Regions from separate parts of the Homo sapiens genome. Here all the other regions are linked to region 2. Evidence: chromatin contacts called from ENCODE Hi-C or POLR2A ChIA-PET data. All regions are on one chromosome and are shown on one strand. Each heading gives the region's core, a stretch centred on a gene start or an enhancer-like site at or near the end of the contact. The rest is flanking DNA. Distances are from core to core; before and after follow the strand shown.

Evidence for each region. Hi-C counts contacts between places; a loop is a spot of excess contacts on that map. ChIA-PET counts read pairs that join two places held with the same protein, here RNA polymerase II (POLR2A). Pooled maps may share reads with other maps.
Region 1: a pooled map shows a loop between it and region 2 (5-fold over the local background). The contact joins the promoter of LINC02458 here to the enhancer-like site in region 2. A Hi-C loop is called at or near these places in 5 of 50 pooled maps. POLR2A ChIA-PET finds 5 or more read pairs at or near these places in 2 of 52 experiments (MCF 10A and activated CD4-positive, alpha-beta T cell).
Region 3: a loop to region 2 is called in a pooled map, with 5 times the contacts of the local background. The contact joins two enhancer-like sites. A Hi-C loop is called at or near these places in 5 of 50 pooled maps. POLR2A ChIA-PET finds 5 or more read pairs at or near these places in 2 of 52 experiments (A673 and activated T-cell).

What each region holds. Positions count from the first base shown.
Region 1 is chr12:89,017,962-89,022,442 of GRCh38, reverse strand. It overlaps LINC02458 (long intergenic non-protein coding RNA 2458), which reads left to right and starts at 2,751. Exons shown (of 3, transcript NR_038385.1): 1 at 2,751-2,890.
Region 2 is chr12:89,178,721-89,183,177 of GRCh38, reverse strand. No RefSeq gene overlaps it. Among named protein-coding and RNA genes, the nearest start is that of LINC02458, 160 kb to the right of the region's middle. Within about 2 kb of position 1,502, at least 4 of the 41 ENCODE cell types and tissues checked have a DNase peak (open chromatin) inside an H3K27ac peak, as active enhancers do.
Region 3 is chr12:89,389,216-89,393,675 of GRCh38, reverse strand. All of the region lies in intron 9 of POC1B-DUSP6 (POC1B-DUSP6 readthrough), which reads left to right. The region is part of intron 1 of LOC124902980 (a long non-coding RNA gene); the gene reads right to left. Among named protein-coding and RNA genes, the nearest start is that of DUSP6, 39 kb to the right of the region's middle. Within about 2 kb of position 2,740, at least 8 of the 41 ENCODE cell types and tissues checked have a DNase peak (open chromatin) inside an H3K27ac peak, as active enhancers do.

The DNA.
Region 1 (4,481 bases), core at 1,502-4,001, 160 kb after region 2:
TTTTACAAATAGCAGGACCTCATAACTTACCCTTAAATTGATGGGCTAGTTTGAATGACTAAAACATATGTAAGTGGAATTTTTCAATCAGACAAAGTGATGTAAAGAGAAAATGAAGTTCTCTTTACTATCTGAAGTTCACCTTTACCATAGTGACAGATTAAAGCTTGTTTCTTCAGGGCCCTATTGTACCCGGAAGTGTTCTTTGATTTTCCTTTTTTTTCTCCAAATCTACCCCTGTTCGTCTTTGACAGAATACCTGTGAGAAAGAATCTGAAGAGCATGATGTTTAACCCTTGTACATTTAAGGAAGTATTAAAGGAAATAAATACAGGAGAAAAGTGAACTGCTAAACATGCCTGAATACATCCTGTCATTAATGTCTGGATTTTATTTTTTACTTTTAATACATATGTTAACATTTTTAATGTAATAACTAATGTATAAAAATCACAATAACATTTACATAAGTTATATAAGGCATATCTGTGACTCCATCACTGATCTTACCTCAGTCAGCCCTTGCAGGAATGTGATTGTCCCCAAGCCCAGCCTGTGCCTCCGTTTTAAGAGGTAACTAACTCCTCTCCTAAATTTTATGCTTGTCATTCTCTTACATTTTTAGAAGTAGTTTAGTTCTTTTTAGTTAATGTTTCCCCAACAATAACATTGTATACTTTTGCTTGATTTTGAACATTCTATTTGTATCATGCTATATGTCATCTTCTGTGACTTATTTCATTTCACATTATGTTTCTAAAATGTCTTTCTATGCTTGTGAGTAGCTTTAGTTCATTCATTTTTAGGTTGTGTAATATTCCACTGCATAATTATTCTATAATATAATTCATTTAGTCACTCTCTTGTTGTTGGAAATTGGAAGGTTTTTCTTTTTTTCTTTTCAATTTTTACTGATACGAAGGATACTGTGATACATGTTTTATTCATTTCTCTTGGTATACATGCCCAACAATTCTTCTAGTTTCTAGGGTACCTAAGAGTGGAATTGCTTGGTCTTTGCATGTAAACTATTTAACTTGATATGAAGGTGTCAAACTGTTTTCCAAAGCGATTAATTTGATGTGTGTTCCCATCAGAAGTGTATTAATATCCATTCATTCAAATCTTTACCAATGTCTGGCAATGTCAGACTTCTGTATTTTTGTGCATTTAGTTTTTCACAGGTGTACTCTCTTCCTGATGTCTATTCTGTTCTGGTCAATAAATTTGACTCTGTGTCTATACCACACAGTATTAATTATTCTACTTTTGCCTTTTTTTCTCTTTTTGACAGAGTCTTGATCTGTGGCCCAGGATAGAGTGCAGTGGTGTGATCTCGGCTCACTGCAACCTCCGTCTCCCGGGTTCAAGTGATTCTCATGCCTCAGCCTCCCAAGTAACTGGGACTGCAGGCCCGCACCACCATGCCAGGCTAATTTTTTAGCATTTTAGTAGAGATAGGGTTACACCATGTTGTCTATGCTGGTCTTGAGCTCCTGAGCTCAGGCAATCCACCCATTCAGCCTCCCAAAGTGCTAAGATTACAGGCATTAGCCACCGTGCCGGGCCGGCTTTTTATGCAACTTGTCTTGACAACAAATTATCAATGTTCTCAAAATACACTTTGGGATTTTGCTTTTCAAAAGAGGCCAATGCCACCTCAATCACAGCTTTCAAACCTCCTAGCTCAAGGTTCAATGTCCTTTTCCTAGAGTCAGACAGTTGGCCCTGCCAGATTGCTGTGCACTGTCTCAGAGTATGATAGGACAATATTGGAGGTCCCAGATGTCTGCTCCTTCTGTCTCCAAGAGCCATCCTGGTCAACACCGTGTTGGCAGGTCAAAATATGTGCTGCTTGGCCATTTGCCCTTTTATGCATGATCCTGTAAATATCTGTAAGCCACCACTTACTTATCTACTCTCCCAATTATGAGCACCCAGGTTACCTCCAGTTGCTGGACACTACAAACCACACTGTCATCTTTGTGCATATATGCTTGCAAGCCTGTGTGAGGATTTATTTGAGATATATGCCCAGGAATGAAATGGCTGGATCATAGGTTATGTAGATACTTTATCTGCTTAAATAAGAACAGCAGCACCAATGTACACTTTCACATTACTCAACATCTTTACCTATGTGTCTCTGCATGCACAGGTATAAAGTCTGGAAAATTACAGTTTTGGCCTTACTCACACAACTTCCTGAAAATAATTTCTCAACCCTAGTCCCCATACATCATGAAAAGAGCCTTTCCTTATGACAATGTGGACTTGTGCTTCTTTGTCCCACCAGGTCCCTATCTATCTTTCTGCCTCCTCCCTATGCATGAAGCACCTCATCCTCAAATTTGGGGAGATCCTGTCCAATTTAAAAATTCTGCTACTCAATCATACTAAAATAGAAAGCTATGATTGATTTTGATGAGTATGACTATCTATTTGGGGTGGGAAGAAGAGATGAACATGGTTTGTTTTTTAGATGGTAAAAACAACTAAATAGAACACTAAGAGATGTGAGCAAGCACTAGAGTGGTGCCAAAATTGTTCTTCGCTCTGATCCCTCCGTTCAACAGATCTATAAAGCCCTTCCCAGTCTCTCTTCAGATGCCAGGGCTACGGGATTCCACTGGCTGTAGCACCTCATCGCCTGCTGTAGGCTCCATGACTCGTTTCCAGTCTGCCATCTTGTGGTCCTTCCTGTTGCTGCATTCATACTGGTTTACCGAGAGGGCAACAGTGGATTTAGTAGACTTCACGTAGCTTGCGTCGCTGCTCCTGTCTCCGTGTAACTCACAATAAAGAGATTTTGGCATCAACCGTGAGCTTAGGGGTAGAAGGGTATATGTTAGGAGGTGGGAGCAGAATCAATTCTTCAAATCTTAATGATGTAAGTCATAAAGATGTTTCCTCGAGCCACTGTTGATTCATTGTTAATGATTCATTGTTAATGATTCATTACTGCGTTTTCTGCAACACTAAGAAACCGTTGTTTCTACTAACTTTATAAAAAACATATAAGATAAAGAACAAGTGAAAATCCAGATTTTTTTAATGAGGTATGTATACCTTCGTGGAAAATTTGAAGACAGAGACAATGTTTTACTATTTTCATTTTTGCACCTACAGTTTCTAGCATAGGCTTGGCATCTTGTAAATATTCAATAAATGTTTGTTGAATGAGTGCGTTAATTGATTCTCCTACCAGTCTGAGCTATCAGTTATGTCTCTGTGGCTAGATGGACACCATGTCTTCCATCCCTGCCAAGAGTTCAACTGAATTCAAGTTTATAAATGGAAATGTGTGTGTATGAAGGAATTAAAACAATTCAGAAAATATAAAGTTTTAAAAACGACCTTTCCTAGACATAGTCATTGTTAATAACTGGGTATGTATCTTTCTAGACCTTTTCAATATTTCTATGTATTTACATATATAAATATACAAATCTATACACACATATAGATTTATTAAAACATAAAAGGGGTTTCTTTGGGAAATAGTTCTTGAATTTGCTTATTTTTCTTACAGTTAATACGTGTAGGAGATCATTCCATGTCCATATGTAGAAGTCTATAGCATTCTGTTTGGCAGATGGATAGCATTACATAGTATAAATGTCTCATAATGTTAAAATCATTTCCCCTTTAGTGGAAATCTTTGTTCTTACAATGTTTTCCTGTACAATTCTTGGCCATGAAACTTGGTACACAAATGTGTCTTTCTGTAGGTCAGTGTCCATGAAGTGGGGTTGCTGGTCAAAGTATATATTGTATTTAAAATTTTTCACGAATACTCCTAAATTTATTATGAATTGATACAAAGGCCTTGTCTCACGAATTAAGATTAATAAGAAATACGGAAATCATTATTACTTTTTAATTTTTAGGGATGTATTTGACATGATCCTAAATAATGTGGCTGGCTGAACTTCCTGTTTCCTAATCATTTGTATATCTTCTAGATACTTCTATATATGCTGGCTTGAAAAACTGGCACAGAGAAGCATAACTGGGCTTGGTTTTTCTTTTTCTCGTTTCTCCTATGGAGAATTCTAAGCAGCAGGTAGCACCCTGGAGCACTGTGTTTGAGCTCTGAGAGCGGTCCTTCTATGGATTCAACTGGTTCACAAAAGAAAACTTTTGCAGTATCAATATTTGATATATGTTTGACTTCATATTATTACATGACATTTCTTTTTGTCATGAAAAATGAATACTTATTTATTATAGAAAATATTAAAAATGCAGAAAAGTGTTAAAAATATAGAAATAAACTATAGTCTCATAAACCAGTGATAACTAACCTTAACATTTTGGTTTATATCTTACTAGATGTATACTGTTTTTAAACAAAATTGGGATGACACTATATTACCATTTTATAATCTGTTTTTTTCTCTCTACCTAAAAATATATTACAAACTTTCTGCCATATTAATATGGCATCACTTCAATGATTGGTTTAGAGAAAGCATAAC
Region 2 (4,457 bases), core at 253-2,752:
GGTCTCACTCTGTCACCCAGGCTGGAGTGCAGTGGTACGACCAAGGTAGGTGGGACTATAGGTGCACACCACCATGCCCAGCTAATTTTTTATTTTTATTTTTTATAGAGATGGGATTTCACTATATTGCCCAGGCTGATCTCGAACTCCTGGGCTCAAGCAATCTGCCCGCCTTGGCCTCTTAAAGTGCTGGGATTACAGACATGAGCCACCATGCCCAGTCTGTAATGCCATTTAGATGGTTGTTCTACTTATCTAAAAATAAGTGCTGACTTTTTGTCACTTTCATTGGGACAAGTTTAACAAATTCTTTACCTACAGAAACTAGAGAAAGAATTTGACTATTAAAAATATGGCAAGTGTTTCCAGAGTTTAGCCTTTCTATAAAATGCTATTCATTAGGCAATCCTCATTTGCAGGGAGGAAATGGAAAAGGTGATGTGACAGAGAGTGACCAGGTTGGAGAAGGAAGGATGGCAGGAGAATCTCTACTTTCAATGTTCAGAGGGGGCTTCTTTCTACGGGGAGGTAACATCAGAGCTGAGAATAGAAGGCTAATGATGACAAGCAACACAATAATGACCTATAACTATTAAGCACTTAATTATATTTCAGTCATTTACATATATTAATTCACAGTGTCCTGGTATTCGTACTCCCAAGTCCCTGCTTTTAAAATTCCCTGCTCTTGTGGTTAAATCTTGTGAAAAATTGGGGAAGAATATTCCAGAAAAAGGAATGGCAGGTAGAAAGTCTTTAAGCAAGCATGAAATTAGGTATGTTTAGGAACTGAAAGAAGCTCAGAGTGGCTTGTGTGTAATGAGCTAGGAAGAAAAGTTTATATGTATGGGGAAGTATATTGAAGGCCACAGTGAAAATAAAAGTTTTCGTTTTGTTCTTTAGTCTTAGGAATTATCTAATTTATTATTACTTTTTTTTTAGATATTTGAAGGTAAACTTCTAATTTTTTACTGTACATATGCAATGAACTGGCACATAGCAGAACAGACTCAGCATAGTTTTTTGAAAGAAAATATTCTAATATCATATCTTCAATATTATACAAATAATTATTGAGTGTGATAGAATTTAGCTATTTAGTATTTCTACTCTTTAAAATATCCAAGTCTAAATAACTCGCCAGCTTGAATAATGTCATCCGCCACAGTCTAAACAGGCCTATTGACCACTCCAGCAGATTGTTTCTATTAGGTGCATTTTCTTCTTGATCTTAAGACTTCCACAAAAGTATAAATATTTAACATCTTTGAGCAATTTAAGCAATCACAGTTTGCTGGAATATTAAAAATGCAATAGTGATGAAAAACAAAAGTATTTCTAACAGAATGCAGACCCAGATCTAGATAAATATAGCTTACTTGTTCATAATCTTCTTTCTCAGGAAACCATGCCTGTCTTCAACAGGATTTTTTCAGTTTAGGTTTGCCCTTTTAACACACTGAGTCATTGTTTGGTAATCAGAACAGTCTCCCCTAGCATTACATTTTTTCTAGGAAATTGGCTCACAGGTTTGATCACGCTTAACAAAGGGTGTCTACCTTGTAAAAAAGGACAAAGCTCTGTGTTGGTATATAGGTACTGAGGAGATTAGCATTTTTTAAAAGACTATTTTTTAGAGTAATTTTAGATTCACAGCAAAATTGAGAGGAAGGTATAGAGATTTCCTGTATACTCCCCACCCCTACACATGCATAGCCTCCACCACTATTAAAATCTCCTATCAGGATGTTACATTTGTTACAGTTGATAAGCCTGCACTGACACAATATAATCACCTCAAATCCATAATTTGCATTAGGGTTCACTCATGGTGATGTATATTCTACGAGTCTGGACAAATGTATAATGACATGAATTCACCATATAGTATCATACAGAGTATTTTCATTGTCATGAAAACCCCCTGTGCTCTGGCTATTCCTCCTTCCCTCCCTTCTAACCCCTGGCAACCATTGATCATCTTACTGTTTCTATATTTTTGCCTTTTGCAGAATATCCTATAGTTGGAGTCATATAGTATGTAACTTTTCAGTTTGGCTTCTTTCACTTAGTATACAAGCATTTAAGCTTTCTCCATGTCTTTTCAAGGCTTGATAGCTCATTTCTCTTTAGCACTGAGTAATAGTCCATTTTCTGGATGTGCCTCAGTTTATTTATACATTCATCTGCTGATGGACATCTCAGTTGCTTCCAAATTTTAGCAATTATGAATTAGGCTGTTATAAACATCTGTGTGCAGGTTTTTGTGTGGACCTAAGTTTTCCATTTCTTTGGTAAATACCAAGGAGCAGGATTGCTGGATCATATGTTAAGAGTGTTCAGTTTTTAAAAAGCTGCCAAATTGTCTTCCATAGTAGCTGTACTATTTTGCATTCCTACCAGCAATAAATGGGTCCTTGTGCTTCACATCCTAGTCAGCGTTTGATGTTGTTAGTTCTGGGTTTTGTTCATTCTCAAAGGTGTGTAGTGGTATCTCATTGTTTCAGTTTGAATTTCCTTGATAACGTATGATATGGAGCATCTTTTGAGGTTAATATTTTAAAATACCACAATGGGTAGAAACAGAAATGCCTGTTCTACTCCTGTGCAGAATTAGAGAGCTGAATTCTCTCAGGATGATGAATAGTTTGCAGCCCCAAATATTATGAGCCTTTTTGACAAAAAAAATGAAACAAAAGCAAAAAGACAAAAAACAAACAAAAAACAGAGTAGCTTAGTACTTGGGGTATTAAGAACATGTTGAAAAAGATTGACCCCCTGAGGTTAGTGAGAATTGTTTTAGGTGAAGAAAAGGCAAAAAAAAAAAGCTTCATTCAGATGCAGGACTAAGTGTTTATTATTTGAGTCCAGAAATGGATGGGAGTGAATAAAAGGGGATGTTCCCTTAGTAGGGTGATGTTTTTGGCAACAGTACAACTGATGTTGCAAGAAGGGAAACAGTCTCCAGATGAAAATCTCTTACAGGTTGGCGTTTGCCCAAAACTGAAATGTTGACAGGGAAGTACAGGCACACCCAAAAACATCCTGATTAAATTGCAGGTGTTGTGCAAAACCAAGTGGGAAGAGCAAGTATTTTTAACTAGTAAGCAGATTCTGGTAGTTGCCTTATATATGGTGTGTGTAGTGTGTGATTTTATAAAATCTCAGGAAACAAGGTAACTGTTTTATGCTTTTGTTATCAAGCTAAGTTTTGTGTGGAGAATCATATACTATTTGTTTCGGAATGTACATTTCAAGTTATTTCTAGCGTTTTTTTTTGCAGAAGTAATTCCTCTTAAATAAAAATGTAAATGGAATTTTACTACATAGAAACGATATTTTATTCATAAAATAACCTTATAAGTTCAAATTGAATAAATTTCCTCAGTATATAGTCAATAAATGAAACTAAGGTTGTTTTGATTAATACAAAAACTTGGAATGAGAGCTTACTATGACACTTGTGATTTCACATAATCCTTAGCATCTAATTTAGTTTAGTATTTCTTTTGTATTTACACACTATCAAAAAAGATCCTAATTTACTCAGAAAACTAGTTGCAAATGGGAAGTCTTTAACAGGTTACTATGTAATCTCAGGATACTCTTGCAGAAGAAGCCTTTAATGTGAGGCCCATAAAAAGCAAGTCAAACTGGAAACACAAGTTAATGCATTGATAGTTTCCAATGTGTTAACATCTGGCATAGAGCTTTCTGGAGTGTTTTAAGTATTACGATATTTAAAATATTTTCCCCAAAACACTTAACATGCAAGTTGAGGTCAACATCTGTTGAACTTTTTCCACAGAAGCTCTTCCACAGAAACCTAGGGCTCAAAAGAACACTACTAGTTGTTAGTGGTGATGTGATAATTATCTCAGACTTCTCAAGAACTGAAGAGTATACACTCCAGTAAAATAAACAAGTGGAACACTGTTAAATAAAATAATGTACATTCTTGCTAGGAAATGTCACAAGCAAGACTGGAATCCAGGCTTCTTGGCCTCTTTCATGTTGAATTTTCATGGAGAATGAATTCAACACAGCATGTAATGGTTCACTGATTGTCAATTTTATTCATTTGTCACTTTATTAAGACATGCCTTATGGGCTAGTGCTCTTTCTTTTAATATGTGTTTCACCAACTAGATTTAAAGTCCCTTACCTAAAGGAATTGAGCCATATATTTTTCTGTAGCCACTAGCCCTGTGTGCACATAGTAGGAAATTAATAACATACTTTGGTTATTCATTTAAGAAATATACAAACTTATTCCCAAATAAACACCTATTGTTAATAATTTACTTGATGTGAGACATTCTGCTGATGCTTCTAGCTGTACAATTTTCAGTGCGTAGACTGATCTAGCTGTATATTTTGTTCAAAATCTCATGAGATAATTTTGTTTTCCTAATTAATGAAAGACATATAGATTGAATATCCATTACGTCTCTAGT
Region 3 (4,460 bases), core at 1,491-3,990, 210 kb before region 2:
ATTCAGGCATCGCCCTTTAATTAGGTCAAATATGTTAAGAAATAGCTTCCCCCTTCTGGTTCCTTTCCTGTTAGACTGGTTGTCTTAAAATGTGGGGAAAGGCCATGAAGTATTGAAAAACATTTTATGTTTTCTTACCATCCTTTGTGTGTAATTAAGAGGGGAGAAACATCTGAAAAGAGTGAAGCAGTTCATTGCAGGCATAAAAAGAAATGCATGGAGCACCTACTGTCTACCTACTATGTCCAGCCCTCTGTGGGAACAACAGCATATCAGACAAGATTTCTGTTCTCGATGAGTTTTCAAGACCCTGCTGGGAATGCAAACATGAGCAAAGAAAAGCCAGAAGTTGGTTTTATAGCCAACTGCCAAGATCATAAGAAAATGGAGTCAGAATCGTGGAAGAAAAGGAGGAAGCAAATTACCTTTAGGTGCCTACCATGTGAGGACTTGAAAACATTACATGTCTTTTTTTTTTTTTTTTTTTTTTTTTTGAGATGGAGTTTCGCTCTTGTCACCCGGGCTGGAGTGCAATGGTGCGATCTTGGCTCACTGCAACCTCCGCCTCCTGAGTTCAAGTGATTCTCCTACCTCAGCCTCTCGAGTAGCTGGGATTACAGGCACGTGCCACCACGCCCAACTAGTTTTTGTATTTTTAGTGGAGATGGGGTTTCACCATGTTGGCCAGGATGGTCTCAATCTCTTGACCTCGTGATCCGCCCACCTCAGCCTCCCAAAGTGCTGGGATTACAGGTGTGAGCCACCTTGCCTGGCCTACATGTCTTTTTTATATGAAAACATGTCCTCACTGTCTTTTGAGTTAAGTTCTAATATTAATATCTCTGATAGACTAATAAGGACACAGGGGCTTGTAGTTAAGGTCACTCATGAATATTATTTGCTTTCCCAAAGTATTTGCATAAAGTTATTCTAATATGTTTGAAATGGGTAACTGGATCTGGATACTATTTAGTTTAACTAAATTAGGAAGTATGGCTTGTCTTTCTTCCTCCTCAGTGGTATAGAGCCTTGGGTTTGGAAGTGGCTGTTATTTAACCATCTCCTCCCTGTGCGGTTTGCTTGTTAGGACACCGGTGACCAGAATTTGGAAACTCTAGTTGGGGAATTTACACAGGCCATTAATTTCATTTTCACACTCAAATATGATTTAGGCCCTGCTACTGGGTCATCGGAAATAAAGTACCCATGTATTTTATTTGGTAGTTCAAAAAGCTTTGTGTTCAGTGACCAGTTTTTCCCAGCTGGCTTTATGCTCCAGGATTGTCCTCTCTTATTTCCAAAGGCAGGCTAGATTCCAGCTGTTTCCATTAAGGAGGGCTCAGGTGAAAGCTGCCTCCTCCATAATTTTAAAGCCATAACCTTGAAATGATGGCTTTGGAGCAACGGAGCCTGTGAAACTGGCTCGGTGCTTTTTTTCTGTCTTTTTTTGATTGATTGTTTTCAGTTTACCCTGTTGTTCTACCTCTCCTCCTTCCTCCACCCCTGACCCTGGAGTGGGGGAGGGATTGGGATTTAACCATCCATGAAAGATTTGGTAGCCTTGAAATGTGGAGTTCTATTTACCTAGAGGCCAAATATGAGGCCGGAAACAAAGCACATATACCCGCCCTCAACCTCAACCTGGATCCGATCTTCTCATTGCAAAGCAAAGGAACTCAACGAAACTCTCCAAGACTCATGAGGTGCACTAAGTATTTCCACTGCTAAAGAAAGTCACATGACTTAAGAGAGGACAGTGAGTTGCCCAGCAGTGGCAACTTTTGAGGCAGGGACCACCTCAGTAAAAGTATCCACCATATCAATTTTAAGATTTTAATTTTAAAAAATGGTTACTTTCTGTTTCTGTGGGATGAGTAGAAAATCCATTCCATACTTGCTTAGTGACTTTTTAAAATTATCCAATGAAATCTTAATAGAAATATTGGTGCAGAACTCTTTGAATGTAAAATTTAAATCACCATACCAAAGGCTAAGAATATGAAATAGTGGAAGGATGGCATGTGATGGGCTTGTGGAACTTCTGGGTAAGTGGTTTGGATGGTTTCTTCCATTAGGCAGTATATATGTGCTTTGAGTCAGACCTGTGTGTCTTCCTGGGTCTATCCTGACAGCTGATAAAAGGCTTGCAGCCTTACATATCTTTCCATGGCCACACAGTCTTGTTAACACACGGTGGGCAGAGTGGCCTGGAGGTGGTCAGTGAGTCAGCAGTGTGTTTCCCAGGATGGTGAAACACAACTCTTTAAAACTCTCTGGGGACTGTAAGAGACCCAAGGGGAAGAAGGCAAAATAAGTAGAAAATATGGTTCCTGGAAGAGCTTATAATTCAATTGTAGGAAAAGAACCCAAATACAGGGAACTTCTCATGAAGTGAAAGTCATGAATACACCCAAGCATACCATGGCACACAGGGCCATCTCAACTGTTCATGGATTACACTACCTACCATCTATATCTCCCCGACCTTCCTCTACTTGAAAATCCAGCTCAGGCATCAGCTTTTCCAGGAAGCCTTCTGACACCCCAGAGGATGAATGTCTTGTCCTCATACTTCCGCATGCCTATCTTGACCATTGCCCTTATCACAGTTTATTAGGATGTTTTTTTCATGTGAACTGTGACCTCCATGAGGGCAGTGACTGGGGTTTACTCATCAGTGTAGCCCCAGCACCAAGCCTAATGCCAGGCACAAGTAAACACATGGTCATAGTGAGCAAATCAGTCAACAATAACTGCTGAGGGTTTACAGTGACAAGGAATGACTGTAAGGTCATCAGGCATAGATCAGATGAGTTGAGTTTTGAATGAAGTTTGAAGGAAGTAGAACTAATTGGATTAGTAGGAAGAAGATTGGGCGTATCATTTATGGGAAATGTCAGTAGCTGCCTTGAGCTCACTCTCATGGAACATTGTACAGGGGATTTTAATGAGAAATGGAATTAATAAAAGAGGAAAGAGGATAGTCAGAGGACTGAAAGCACTTTGTATTCTGGACTTGATAGGCAGACTGTAATTCCACTACTGTAGATGAGAGGGTGGGCCAATGCCAGCAGTGCCCTGATCAAATTCTCACCAGAGAATCTATATTCGGCTTATTTAAATCCTAAAGTGCTTTTAGTTTAATGCAGCATTTCCTTCATTTCCTGTCTGAAATCCTTACACATATTTCAGTAGTAGCTGTGGGTTATTTCCACAAACTACAGTAAACCTGCCCCCGCAGAGGTCCAAGCCAACTGAAGTTTTTCCTTAAGGCTGCAACCTTCTTATCTTCAAGTGACCTTAATCTCACATTTATTATGACTTGAGCATCATTTCTCATGTATTCTCATATAGTAAAAAGCCCTTACTTGAGTTCTGCAATCACAGCAGCACCATCAGGAAGAGGAAATGAGCAGAGTTGTTAAGCAGAACACGCTGTACCTTTTTAAACATTAACCATTGTTCAGGTCTGTGGACCGGGCTGCTGAAAGCAATGGTGGGAATCAGGAATTACATGCAAAAAAAAAAAAAATCTACCTATGGAAAATTTTAGCATTCCCTTAATCTGTCTTGGTCCCCAAAGTTATATGGGCTTTTATTTTTAAAGACATAGAAGTGTAGTTAAGCTGACTTATCTCTTATCTAAAAATAACTCTATCTGACCCATGTCATGTTCAGAAGAGGACAGTCATGCTGTCTGACAGCATTTAAGTTGGTTTGACCTCACACTATTAGTATATTACTATGGAAGTGGTTTGTGTTCTATGAGGAACTTTGTCTTAGCAATTAAAAGGAACTTCATAATCTTTGCTATTTGCTGCCATAGCCTAGACATATAGTGGGTTAGCAGTGATTTTATAATTAATGAGTAACTTTTCGTTGCTCTCTTGATTTTGTTTTTCTATAAATGTGGATCACGGAAACCAGCATTTAAATGATTCTATGAGAAATGTGGTGGCTGGCCTGGTGCAGTGGCTCACGCCTGTAATCCCAGCACTTTGGGAGGCCGAGGCAAGCAGATCACCTGAGGTCAGGAGTTCGAGACCAGCCTGGCCAACATGGTGAAACCCTGCCTCTACTAAAAATACAAAAATTGGCTGGGCATGGTGGCATATGCTGTAATTGAAGCTACCTGGGAGGCTGAGGCAGGAGAATCGCTGGAACTGGGAGGTGGAGACTGCTGTGAGTTGAGATCGTGCCACTGCACTCCAGCCTGGGCAACAGAGCAAGACTCTGTCTCAAAAAGAAAAAGTGTGGTGGCTGCAGTCATCATTATTGTCATCATTTTGTTACTGGGCACTTACTATGAGCCAAATACAGAACAAATGATTTCTGTACATTAGATCCTGGCACTTCTATTGTAGTACTTCTCAAGGTGAACTTAAAGGTGTGGTATAAGTATCTATCTCTGCTATATGACTAGTCTCCAGAGTATAGGGTCTATATCTTATTCTGTTAGC